3 separate regions of the Homo sapiens genome follow, and all the other regions are linked to region 3. A link is a contact called in ENCODE Hi-C or POLR2A ChIA-PET data. All regions are on one chromosome and are shown on one strand. The core of a region is the stretch at or near the end of the contact, and the rest is flanking DNA. Distances in the headings are between cores, read along the strand shown. Region 1 overlaps PELI2 (pellino E3 ubiquitin protein ligase family member 2). Region 2 overlaps FBXO34 (F-box protein 34). Region 3 has its middle 11 kb from the start of LINC00520.

Region 1 (3,985 bases), core at 1,304-3,803, 390 kb before region 3:
CCTTTGTCTAAAGGATGAATTCACCAATGCTCAGTCCTAAATCTTCTGCCCCTCTCTACATGGTTGAATTCCAGATTCATGTATCCAATTTGTGCCCTCAACTCTTCCCCTCATATCTCACTGGCATCTCAGACTACACAAGACCCAAACCAAACTCTTTGAGTTTCTCCTTAAACCGGCTCCTCTTTTTTGCCTTGAATGGCATCATCATCCATACATTACAATCAATTAATTATTCCTCTGAGAGAGTCCCGTTGCTTCTTCCTCAAAGATATATTCGCTTCTCTGTACTTCTACTCCCACCATCCTAGTTGTATTAGTCAGGGTTCTCTAGAGAAGTGGACCAAAGAGGTGGGTGTGTGTGTGTGTGTGTGTGTGTGTGTGTGTGTGTGTGTGTGTCTTCACCAGTCATGATCCCTGGTGTGTGTGTGTGTGTGTGTGTGTGTGTGTGTCTTCACCAGTCACCATTCCTGGTGTGTGTGTCTGCATGTGTGTGTGTGTGCACAGGCAGGCCGGAGACCCCAGAAAGAACCAAGACTGCAGTTCAAGTCTGAAGGCCATCTGCTGATAATTCCCTCTTGCTTGGATTGGGTTAATCTTTTCGTTCTATGCAAGCTTTTACCTGATGTGCTTTACTCAAAGTCTAGAGATTTAAATGTTAATCTCATCCAAAAACACCTTCACAGAAACATTGAGAATAACACCTGACCACAAATCTAGGCACAATGGCCCAGCCAAGTTAACACATACAATTAACCATTACACTAGTCTAAGCCACTTCATTTCTGGTCTAAGCCAATGCAACAGGCTCTAACTGGTCTCTGTGCTTCCATCCTTTCCTTCCATATCAAAGCCAGAACACCCGCTTCATGCATAAATGTCTCCCCAAACACCCAACAGCTTCCTATTGCAACCAGATTAAAGCCAAGGCCCATGAACAAGACTTGACTGTACCCTCATCTCATCCCAAGCTCCAACTCCCCACTAACCAGCCCTCAAGCCTGCCTCAGAGTCTTAGAATATGCTGACAGTTACACTTCTGCCCCTCTCTGTTTGCAAGACTAAACTCTATGTATGCCTTCATAACTCATCAAAACTTAAATATGTGTCCCTGGCCCTCACAGTATTCTCCACTGTTTGTTTCCTTGACAGTGCTGAGCACCAATGAATATTATATATTTATTTGTTTGATTTCTTATTTATTGCCTGCCTCTGACCCTACAACCTCCATTTGTGCAGGGACCATGTTTGTCTTAACTCATCCCATGCAGAGCCCAGGGCCTGGCACACAGCAGATGCTCAATTAATATTAATTAAATAAACAAAAAATTCTAATGCAAGAAAAATCTAAACACCTAGAATAAAATACTTAAAGTATCTGAAAAAATATGTTACATAAACCTTGAGATAGATAAGCACTTCTTATGCAAAACAAGAAACTTATAAAGCTTAAGTGAGAAAATTCCAGATTTGATTATACCCAACTCAAGTATGAGATGAGACACCATGAACAAAGTTAAAAGATAAACAAAATATATGCAACACATATAACAGATTCTACAAATTAAAAAACAGAAGTCAAACAATACAATTCAAAAATAGGCAAGGAATTTAAATATCACGTAGTTAATAAATGTCAGGAAATTAACAGATTCTAATCTTAACACACCATATCGGCAAAAATTAAGACAAACGTTCCTAAAGTAAAAATATTTTTTAAAGATTATGATTTTAAAATGATCCTATCGGCCATTTTTCAAATGGGCAGTATAATACAATCACAGTGCAGAGGGCAAGACAGCTTTGGCAAGAGAAAAGAATGTACAAAAGCAAGAGGTTGCAGATTTTTTTCTTTCAGCCACATCTGTGATGGATCCACACTGAGTATGTCTGAAGCAGAGGATTACACATTTTCCAAAGCAAAGATTACCAACCTAGAAATAGTGATGTAATTACTGTCTCATCACCAGATATCAAATTATCAGAGACTAAAAGTTTTCTGTGGCTCAAATTGCTTAGTAAACACAGACTTAGAAGGGCCTTCTCCAGAAATAAATGCCAGACACACTAGTTTCAGGGTTCACAATTTCACCGAAAAACCCCTCAAAACAAAAACAAAACGAAAACATGCTTTGGAAAGAAACAGACATCGTTATTTTAAGGAGGGGTGGGGAGTTACTCCTAGGGAATCTCTTCTCTGTAGCCTTTAAATTCATTTGGTATTAATCCTATTTATACAATGTAACCTCCACAATCCTAGAAATTGTACTTAAAAATCACAGTCATAACATTTTAACCATTTCTGTACTTATTGTAGTCACCTGCTGAGTAAACACTTAATTGTACAGAGTCCCTCCTTCTCTACCCACGCCCAGTAATGATAAACTGACATTTTGCAGTTAAATAAAAGCCACATCCTGCCAGCTGGGAATACACTTGCAGAGGCCATGCTCTCCTGTCCGGAGCACTGTCACATGCTGCCTGAAACCACACCTGCCAATCACGGCTTGCGCACATGTGCAGCCTCTGAGACTGGGGCCCAAACTGCCAGCTGGGCAGATTAGGCTTTTTGACATCTGATTCACATTTAAACAACCAGAAGATCTCTGTAGAACCGCTCCCAAACTTAACAAACGGTTTAATATGGACTAACACAGCCAAGGTGGGAAAGTTTCTCCGGATGAGGGGTTTGCAGTGTTTGAACACAGAGAATGGCAGCATTTAGAGGAAAGGTATCCCCACCTGTTTCATTAGTGCCACTATTCGTAAGTGAAAAGATCTCCACTGCCTCTAAAGCCTTTAGCTAAATTGCTGAAAGGCCTTCCACACAGCAATTCTGTTTTACGGCCATTAAAAGGCCCAACTAGCTTCAGAACTGCCTCGGTGGACAGATGCAGTGGAAAGCTGCTTCAGCCTCAAACCAGCTGTGAGGGGAGGGGGTAGGACCACCCAGGGCTGCTCACAGGAAGGGGAAGCTCTGCTCTCTCCTGGCAGTTCCGGTGTTTTGTCTCTCCATGCCCACGTCCCTACTAGAAAATGAGAATGGCAAAATGGTGAGAAGCAGACATAAAGACACAATATGACAAGTAAACAGGGTAGAGACTGAGCCACAAGAGACTTCCAGAAGCATGCTTTTGAAGGGGGTTGGGGATCCCCTTTTAGAAGGATGGTTATAAGGAATACCAAAGAGATTCTCTTCGTCCTCTAGACTTATTTAGCTTGCATGCATCCTTCCACCTGCACAGATGCCTAAAAACATTTCACTAACAGCTGTAGAAACAAAACATGTGTCAAGGAAAAGCATTAAATTAATGAGCATCTAGTTTACAGTTTTAGACTGAATTCTCATCAATGGGAAGTGAATTATCCCACATTCATTAGGGTCATCATTACACACAGTGAATAATAGGATACTTTAATTTTGCACAGCTGGCTCTTGAATCCAAAGCATCAACACTCGGTCCTTATTTTCACTTACATAAAAGACAAGATCCTAAATGTACTAATCTTTTACAATTCTCCATTGACTGAATTTTGAGGCAGAGGAATGGGCACTGGTGGAAAGGAGGCTAGAAGGGTATGGGCGGGGCGGGGGGCATTCTGTGAAAGACTTCATGTGCCAGTCTCTGGACGTGGGGCTGCCTTATCCAGGGCTGCCTTATCCAGTTACCATGGAGAATTATTCAAGCTTTTCAGCGGGGTGAAGGGATGCCCCTGAGCAGACATGCTTCATGTGATGGAGAGAGGGTTCCACATTACCTTCAAAGTATATTTAGCACTTAAGTGTCACATCTAACAGGCATGAATATACTAAGGCCTGCAGTGAAGGGAACACTATCAGTGGCTCATCCATCAGTCCATTCACAAATGTCCACTGCAAATGTCCATGCTAGGGATGGCGACTGGTGAAGAAGCAGATTCTGCAGGATCTGGGCACTCACTGGGGCAGTGGGGCCTGGTATTAAGGAAAGAAAACCTTAAGCGT
Region 2 (4,516 bases), core at 1,385-3,884, 470 kb after region 3:
TATGGCAAGGATTTTGTATCTTAGAGAACTGGTTTTTTTGGGGGGTTTTTTTTGGCTTTTTTTTTTTTGTTTTTTTTTGTTTTTGAGATGGAGTCTCGCTCTGTCGCCCAGGCTGGAGTGCAGTGGCGCAATCTCAGCTCACTGCAAGCTCCGCCTCCCAGATTCACGCCATTCTCCTGCCTCAGCCTCCCGAGTAGCTGGGACTAGAGGCGCCTGCCACCATGCCCAGCTAATTTTTTGTATTTTTAGTAGATGGGGTTTCACCGTGTTAGCCAGGATGGTCTCGATCTCCTGACCTTGTGATGCACCCACCTTGGCCTCCCAAAGTGCTGGGATTACAGGCGTGAGGCACCACGCCTGGCCTGTTTTTAGGCCTAAGAAAAGAAACCAAGGTAGAGCTAGAGATAAAAGGTAAAAATGAGTAAGAGGAGAATAACTTGTTTTTATTCTAGAATAATAACAGCTCTAATACCTCTACAATGTTTACTATGTGCCAGGTACTGTTTTAAGCTCAAAATACCCATAAAACCCCAAGAAGTACATACTCTTATCTACAACTGTAGATGAAGAAACTGAATCAGAGATGGCTTAAGGAACTTACAAAGATCAAGGTCACAATACCCATAAAAGAAGTCCATACTCGCTGGCCGCAGTGGCTCATGCCTGTAATCCTAACACTTTGGGAGGCCGAGGCGGGCAGATCATGGGGTCAGGAGATCGAGACCATCCTGGCTAACACAGTGAAACCCCGTCTCTACTAAAAATACAAAAAATTAGCTGGGTGTGGTGGCACGTGCCTGTAGTCCCAGCTACCCAGGAGACTGAGGCAGGAGAATTGCTTGAATCCGGGAGGCAGAGGTTGCAGTGAGCTGAGATCGTGCCACTGCACTCCAGCCTGGGCGACAGAGCGAGACTCCATCTCAAAAAAAAAAAAAAAAAAAGAAGTACATACTCTTATCTCCAATTGTAGATGGAGAAACTGAATCAGAGGCAAGTTAAGAAACTTGCTAAGTTCGCACAGGAAGCATATCATAGAGCTCAATATGTGTGCGGTCAGGAGTCAAAGCCTACGCTCTTACCACTACACTATGCAATGAGGAAAGGAGATTCTGAAGGGCCCATGGCAGGGTACTCCTCAGCAAGCTTATCTTCAAGTGGTAAGTGGAGTATAAGATGTGTGACTGTGAAAGGAGGCAGAACTGTGGCTTCAGGTTCAATTCTGGATGCCTCAAGTTTGACACCTTACTTAAAATTAAATTCATTTGTTTATCAAATATTTAACTTCCCTCTAAGTGTCGGATATTGTGCTAGCCTGCGGCTTCAGCATGAACAAAACTGAGGAATTTCTGCCCTCAAGGCACATTTGAGAGAGATGCATCAATTCCTTAGTCTTTTCATTTCCAAATCTGTAATTTTCTAATGTATTGAAATCAACTTAGCAATAAAAGCAGCCATCATTAGAAACATTCAAGTTTTATTTTTGGCAAAAAGAGACTTCAAAAATTGAATATGATAGTCTTGAGCGGAGGCCTGAGGACGATGACATTATCAAAGAGTAAGGCTGGTACAACTATACAGAACACATGGAAGAGAACATGCACAGATATACTGTTGTGGTGTCAATTTATAACGGATTTATTTACAAAAAATTGTTCCATAGAATGAGAAATGCTAGAGAATAGAAGAAAATAGCATTAAAATATAACCATAAGCATGGACCAGGTGCAGTGGCTCATGCCTGTAATCCCAGCACTTTGGGAGGCTAAGGTGAGTGAATCCCTTGAGTTCAGGAGTTAGAGACCAGCCTGGGCAACATGGTGAGACCCTGTCTCTACTAAAAATACAAAAATTAGCCAGGCACAGTGGTGGACATCTGTGGTCCCAGCTACTCAGGAGGCTAAGGCAAGAGGATCTCGAGTCCAGGAGGTGGAGGTTGCAGTGAGCCAAGATAGTGTCATTGCACTCTAGCCTGGGCGACAGAGTGAGACTGTCTCAAAAAAAAAAAAAAAATAAAATAAAAAAAAGAGTGAAGAGACCTACCAACCAAACACACCACATAGGATTCTGAGTCAGACAGACCATAAAATAGTATATATGTGTGTGTGTGTGTGTGTGTGTGTGCGTGCATGTATATATTCTATATGTGTATAGCATTTTTTTTTTTTACATTTCTGGGAAGTTCTCAAAATGTGTGTATGCATTTTTGAGTCCTCATCTCTTACAGATACATCCTGAAATACTTTTAGATTAAATGATATAATGTCTGGGATTTCCTGCAAAATAAAATGGGAGAAAAGAAATGGTTGGGAGTATTGAGCAAACAAGACTGGCTATGAGATGATCAACTGCTGAAGCTGCATGATGGCTAAGTGGGGGGTTTCTCACTACTATTTCTGTACATAGCTAAATTTTTCCATAATTATTGGTTTTTAAAAAGGAGAACTAAACAAATGGGAGCATGTGGAAAACACTGGATGAATGAGCCTTAAAATGTTCATTATGTACATACAGTGTAGACCCACAAACTGTCCGATTTGGAGTTAGGAAACTGGAATTCAGTGGTTCCCTGGGCCAGGCAGCTCTGCAGGGACTGATCTGAAGTCCCTCCCAACTGAGCCCCAGGCTGTCTGATGCAGTTGCTCCTTCCTGGTTCAAACAACGGGCACCAACATAAGTTCTTGCCCTATTCTACACCCATTACTGAAAACTGAACAGGAAATAAATCAGAAAGCAATTTTTAAAAGATAAAAAGAAAAGGAGACAAACACATGGGAAGTATAACAATAAAAAAGAACTGAAAGACAACAGCAGTCAAGACCAATCAATCCAATTCCTAATTAAATACATATAATTTTCAGTCCCTCATTCTGTAATCTAAATGAGCAGTTTAATTAGTACCTGAATCTGCCTTGTATAAGTGCACTTAACTTTCATACTTTAAAGACATATATATATAAACATTTAAATAAATGCATAGGAAATTTTACCATTCAAAGGTATCTCATTGGAAATCCTTTTATAACAAAAATAGTCACCTCCTACATTCAGTCATGTAGGAAGGGAAAATGACAGTACTAATTTTAAAATATTAATAGTGATGTAGCCATTAATATTTTTTGAACAGTTGGCATGTAGTTATACATTGCTCTAAAGAGCTTCATTATGTATATATGGATATAAATTTCATCTTCAGGACAATTCTATGAGCTAGATATAATAATTATTCCCATTTCATAAACATGGAAACTGATTGATTAAAAGTATAATAAGCATTTTTAAATGATCAATTATACAAATGGCAGTTCATCTTATATACTAAGTACTGGGTCATTTTTTAAAATGTGCTTTATAGAGGAATTTTAAACAAAGCCAAATGCACACTCATGTAACAAACAGTCAAATAGTCAAATGAGTTGCCTAAAAGTCACCAAATTGGTTGTACAGAGGTTCCTACATACACTATACTTATTATTGTATTTTATACACCCTCTAATCCCAGTGGTTCTTCATTATCTAAAAAGAAATATAAGTCACAGATCAAAGTCAGAAGTTTGTTTTAACAGAAATGTTTCCCATTGCCCAGGAAATGGCTGAAGATAACTGAACATACACAGACTCAAGATGAACAAAAAGCCAAAGGAAAGCATTACCTACCATCAACTCCTTAAGGGCAGGATCCCAGGTATGACATTTTTATAACCCCCCTACCCCCAGGATCAAGCACAGAAGACTTTTCACATAAGAGGCACTTTTCCATAAAAAGTAAACACCACAAACTACAACTGCATTCTAGTCCCCTACATCTTCAATCTGATCTCCAAATAAAGGAGGAAATAATGCTAAGGAACTCCTTTGACTAAAAGCACCTGCCCTTCACCTGAACTCCTTTGACTTGAAAACACCTGCCCTTCACCTGCCCTCCACTCAATCCACTGCAATGGGTCAACTTAACTTGCTGGGTGGGAAACCCAGTTTGAAAAGGCAAGCCATCCCACTCTGGGGACCATTTCATAAACCCTATTCCCCAAATCCCACTATACCTCCCACAAGGAAGAGTTTGTTCTACCACAAAACTACCTTATTTCTCTAGAAGTCTGACCATCTTGTCACCAATGGATGAAAACTCAGCGCAGCAGTGGTCAATCTTTTTTGGATGCTGGACCCTTCCGAACATGTGAGAAAAGGTCTAAGTTCTCTGCCACCCAAAAATACCAAAGCACATACATAAGTGATTTTGGTAGGATTTTGGGGAAAGCTCCAGGGCTCCTGATGAAGAGCTTCCGCCTGAGTTCCTCTAACTTGCCCTTCATGTTCACAGTGGCCTGATCCTGTCAATTTTACTTTTCCTCTCTGCTTTGTGAGCATCTTTATCATGCTTTACCCACTGCAACTACTGAAACCACTTCTCCAACTGGCTCCTCGTTGCCCAGATCACATCTACTGCCCCACCCCCACCCCATCAATATTACCCAATGGCTACTAACTACATGCCTCCGTTGAATTCCCAGAACTGTGC
Region 3 (4,141 bases), core at 1,296-3,795:
TAATAAACGGTGCTGGGAAAACTGTCTAGCCGTATGTAGAAAGCTGAAACTGGATCCCTTCCTTACACCTTATACAAAAATTAATTCAAGATGGATTAAAGACTTAAATGTTAGACCTAAAACCATAAAAACCCTAGAAGAAAACCTAGGCAATACCATTCAGGACATAGGCATGGGCAAAGACTTCATGACTAAAACACCAAAGGCAATGTCAACAAAAGCCAAAATTAACAAATGGGACCTAATTAAACTAAAGAGCTTCTGCACAGCAAAAGAAACTACCATCAGAGTGAACAGGCAACCTACAGAATGGGAGAAAATTTTTACAATCTATCCATCTGACAAAGGGCTAATATCCAGAATCTACAAAGAACTTAAACAAATTTACAAGAAAAAATCAAACAACCCCATCAAAAAGTGGGCGAAGGATATGGACAGATACTTCTCAAAAGAAGACATTTATGCAGCCAACAGACACATGAAAAAATGCTTATCATCACTGGTCATCAGAGAAATGCAAATCAAAACCACAATGAGATACTATCTCACACCAGTTAGAATGGCAATCATTAAAAAGTCAGGAAACAACAGGTGCTGGAGAGGATGTGGAGAAATAGGAACACTTTTACACTGTTGGTGGGACTGTAAACTAATTCAACCATTGTGGAAGACAGTGTGGCAATTCCTCAAGGATCTAGAACTAGAAATACCATTTGACCCAGTCATCCCATTACTGGGTGTATACCCAAAGAATTATAAATCATGCTGCTATAAAGACACATGAACACGTATGTTTATTGCAGCACTATTCACAATAGCAAAGACTTGGAACCAACCCAAATGTCCAACAATGATAGGCTGGATTAAGAAAATGTGGCACATATACACCATGGAATACTATGCAGCCATAAAAAAGGATGAGTTCATGTCCTTTGTAGGGACATAGGTGAAGCTGGAAACCATCATTCTGAGCAAACTATCACAAGGATAGAAAACCAAACACCACATGTTCTCAGTCACAGGTGGGAATTGAACAATGAAAACACTTGGACACAGGGTGGGGAACATCACACACTGGGGCCTGTTGTGGAGTGGGGGGAGGGGGGAGGGATAGCATTAGGAGACATTCCTAATGTAAATGACAAGTTAATGGGTGCAACACACCAACATGGCACATGCATACATATGTAACAAACCTTTACATTGTGCACATGTACCCTAGAACTTAAAGTATAATAATTAAAAAAAAAAACTGGTGGGGAGTGAAGGAAGAGATTCATATCATAGAAAAGTGGTATGGAAAGTATTTTTCTTCATGAAAAGAATTCATAAAATATCATCTTTGTGGGAATTAGAAACAGTATCCTGCTAGAAGAACCAATTTTTAAAATGTGTCCCTTCCTTGGACTGACAGACCCATACCAGAGAAAATAACTTTGCCAAGGATGCTGGCTAGGGGTTTCAGTCCCACTTTCATCCCCTTGGCCAAACATCTTTGTGCAGGGAACAACACACACCATTGTGCACAGAGTCCCTACTTGATCCCATGCACATCTGTGACACATTCATTGTTCTTCCCATCACCAAACACAAGGAAACTAGGAGAGTCCATCCCAGTGAAACCCTCACCTTTGCCCAGATTGCAATGATTTTATCAGAACATCTTAAGACTTAGGCATTAAGGAAATCCAGGTTTACAGTGGAATTGGCATGAACATGAAAATTTCCTGACCTACTTTTAAAGCACCTAACGTAGATGATGTTTGCTTAACAGCTCTTCACAGTCCTCAGCCCTCACATGTATCCCCCTTTTCTCAGGCATTTGTTCTGCAAAGCAACTCACACAACTCTGTCTGTTTGGGAGAGCTGTTCCATTCAAGCACCTTGGGATATTGCTGGCATAGTGTGCCACATACGCCACCTTCCATAGCACAGAGCTATAGCTCAGGACCTAGATGGCGAGCTTTGCCTTGACCATGTGGTCTACACATGCCATCAGGAGTGTCTTTTTTAATGTGTGAAATGTGTTGTTTGTGGGAGGCTGCACATCCCCTTTTGCCAGCTGCTTGCCTCTTTGAGATCGCTTTCTCAGCAGTTCAGACGGGCTGGTCCCATAAATCACAGAGAGGAGAAGGGTTAGAGGATAGAAGGAAACAAGACATGTGGCATATGGAATTTGTCCAGAACCACTCAGGTGCCTGCTAGTTACAGTGTTGGAGCTCGCTCACTCTCTCTCATATCTACGAGACTAATTTACCCTTCTGTTATTGTTATTATTTGTTCTGGGAAGTTTTCGTTTTACTAGAACATCTGGCACTATAGTTTCACACCCTGGGGTTTCCTGGAAACACTCTCAGGGAGGAGTTCGAACCTTTGCTACCGGAACTCGCCCGGGCCTGAAATGTGGTGAGCTATCATCTCAGCCCACGTCACGTTCTCTCTCTTGTTTCCTTTGCAAAACATCATTACAATCAGTGCCACTGTTTTTCAATGAGAGATGCTGGCACCAAGCCCAGAGACGGCTGTGCAGACCTTGTCCTGCCAAGAGTGGAGATAACGTGGGCCTGATACAAAGCCCTCTGACCACACCTCTGGGTAACTCCTACGCTGAAGCACAGCCTGGCCTCCCAGATGAGCTCAGAGTGCCAAGCCCAGGAGCAGGCTGGGTGTGAACCAGGTCCCACCCTGGGAGCCCTGGTCCTCGTCACATTGTTAACCACAAGACCTACCCGCCTGTCCTAATTTCTACAGGAGAGCCTCAGGGCCCCTTTCAGTTTTGAAAGGCACATGAAAAATGTGACATGGGAGTCACTGGAAGGGCCCCGTCTCCCTTCCCTCTTCTCATGGAGTCTCTCCCTCTCCTTTCTGTCCTTGCCTCAGCTATGTTGTCTGCAGCAACTGTTTGCAGAAATTCTCTTCCCCAGCATCTTCAGAGGCTGGCTTCTTGACCTAAGACTGCAGTGTCAATGTCACCTTTCCTAAAAAGCCTTCCTTCTCTGATCCCCTAGGTGAAAAGGGCCACTGAGCAGCTCCAGCACTTCAGTCCTTTAATTATCTGCATGGTACTAATCACAATCTTAGAGTTTGCTCCTAGGTTTGCCTCTTGGATTTTTACCTGACCTTACCTGCTAGAGGGGGAGCCTGTCTTGTTCACCTAGAATAAATGCCTTGCACTGTGAAAGGACAATAAATCTTGGGATTCCAAAACCACTAAGCCAAAGGGAAAAGTCAAGCTGGGAACTGCTTAGGGCAAACCTACCTCACATTCTGTTCCTGAAAAAGCTACTAAATTAAAAAATAATAATAAAATAAAACAAAATAAAATAATTTTTTAAAAAAACCTACATACCTTCCTCACAAGGAATTTCCTTGTGTACAAAGGACAGACAGAACTCAAAGTCATTCCTCTTCTCACCAAGATAAATGCAAATCTGACTGCCTCCTTTCAAGAGGCTAATCAGAACCTCAAAAGAATGCAACCATTTGTCTCTTACCTACCTATGTCCTGGAAGCCCCCTCCCCGCTTTGAGTTGTCTCACCTTTCTGGACAGAACCAATGTACTTCTTACATATATCGATTGATGTCTTACATCTCCCTAAAATGTATAAAACCAAGCTGTGCCCCAACCACCTTGAGCACATGTCATTAGGACCTCCTGAGGCTGTGTCATGGGCATGCGTCCTTTGGCAAAATAAACTTCCTAAATTAACTGAGACCTCTCTCTGATATTTGGGGTTCATACCACATAGAAGGTACCGAATTAACATTTGTTAAAAACATACTGGCCCGACTCCTTACTAGTGTGATCTTGGGAAAGTTAACATTTGTGTCTCAGCTTCTTATCTTAAAAATAGAACTAATTATAGTGCCTAATTCCTGGGATTGTTGAGATAATTAGACAAAGTAATTCTTGTGCCGTCCTTAGCAGAGTGCCTATACAAAGTGAGCGCTCAACAAGTATTAGCTATTATCATTAGCAACATGTTAACCCATTTGCACTTGGTCACCTCCCAGTGCTCACTAGTTTCCAGCTTAGCTGGTCCTGAAGGAGTGGAGAGGAGCCCAGAGCACGGGCAAGGCCAGGCCTTTGAAGGCACCACAGGGAAGTGTGGAAGAAAGAAATGCACCAAAAATGAATGC

What was found. Hi-C counts contacts between places; a loop is a spot of excess contacts on that map. ChIA-PET counts read pairs that join two places held with the same protein, here RNA polymerase II (POLR2A). Pooled maps may share reads with other maps.
Region 1: a map with no recorded cell type shows a loop between it and region 3 (7-fold over the local background). The contact joins two enhancer-like sites. A Hi-C loop is called at or near these places in 8 of 37 single-sample maps with no recorded cell type and 3 of 50 pooled maps.
Region 2: a map of natural killer cell shows a loop between it and region 3 (6-fold over the local background). The contact joins two enhancer-like sites. A Hi-C loop is called at or near these places in 1 of 168 maps with a recorded cell type or tissue (natural killer cell) and 4 of 50 pooled maps. POLR2A ChIA-PET finds 5 or more read pairs at or near these places in 1 of 52 experiments (activated T-cell).

What each region holds. Positions count from the first base shown.
Region 1 is chr14:56,194,384-56,198,368 of GRCh38, reverse strand. The region is part of intron 2 of PELI2 (pellino E3 ubiquitin protein ligase family member 2); the gene reads right to left. Among named protein-coding and RNA genes, the nearest start is that of PELI2, 78 kb to the right of the region's middle. Within about 2 kb of position 2,553, at least 8 of the 41 ENCODE cell types and tissues checked have a DNase peak (open chromatin) inside an H3K27ac peak, as active enhancers do.
Region 2 is chr14:55,334,474-55,338,989 of GRCh38, reverse strand. All of the region lies in intron 1 of FBXO34 (F-box protein 34), which reads right to left. Among named protein-coding and RNA genes, the nearest start is that of FBXO34-AS1, 65 kb to the right of the region's middle. Within about 2 kb of position 2,634, at least 5 of the 41 ENCODE cell types and tissues checked have a DNase peak (open chromatin) inside an H3K27ac peak, as active enhancers do; they include natural killer cell, where a contact is called at or near this core.
Region 3 is chr14:55,805,660-55,809,800 of GRCh38, reverse strand. No RefSeq gene overlaps it. Among named protein-coding and RNA genes, the nearest start is that of LINC00520, 11 kb to the right of the region's middle. Within about 2 kb of position 2,545, at least 17 of the 41 ENCODE cell types and tissues checked have a DNase peak (open chromatin) inside an H3K27ac peak, as active enhancers do; they include natural killer cell, where a contact is called at or near this core.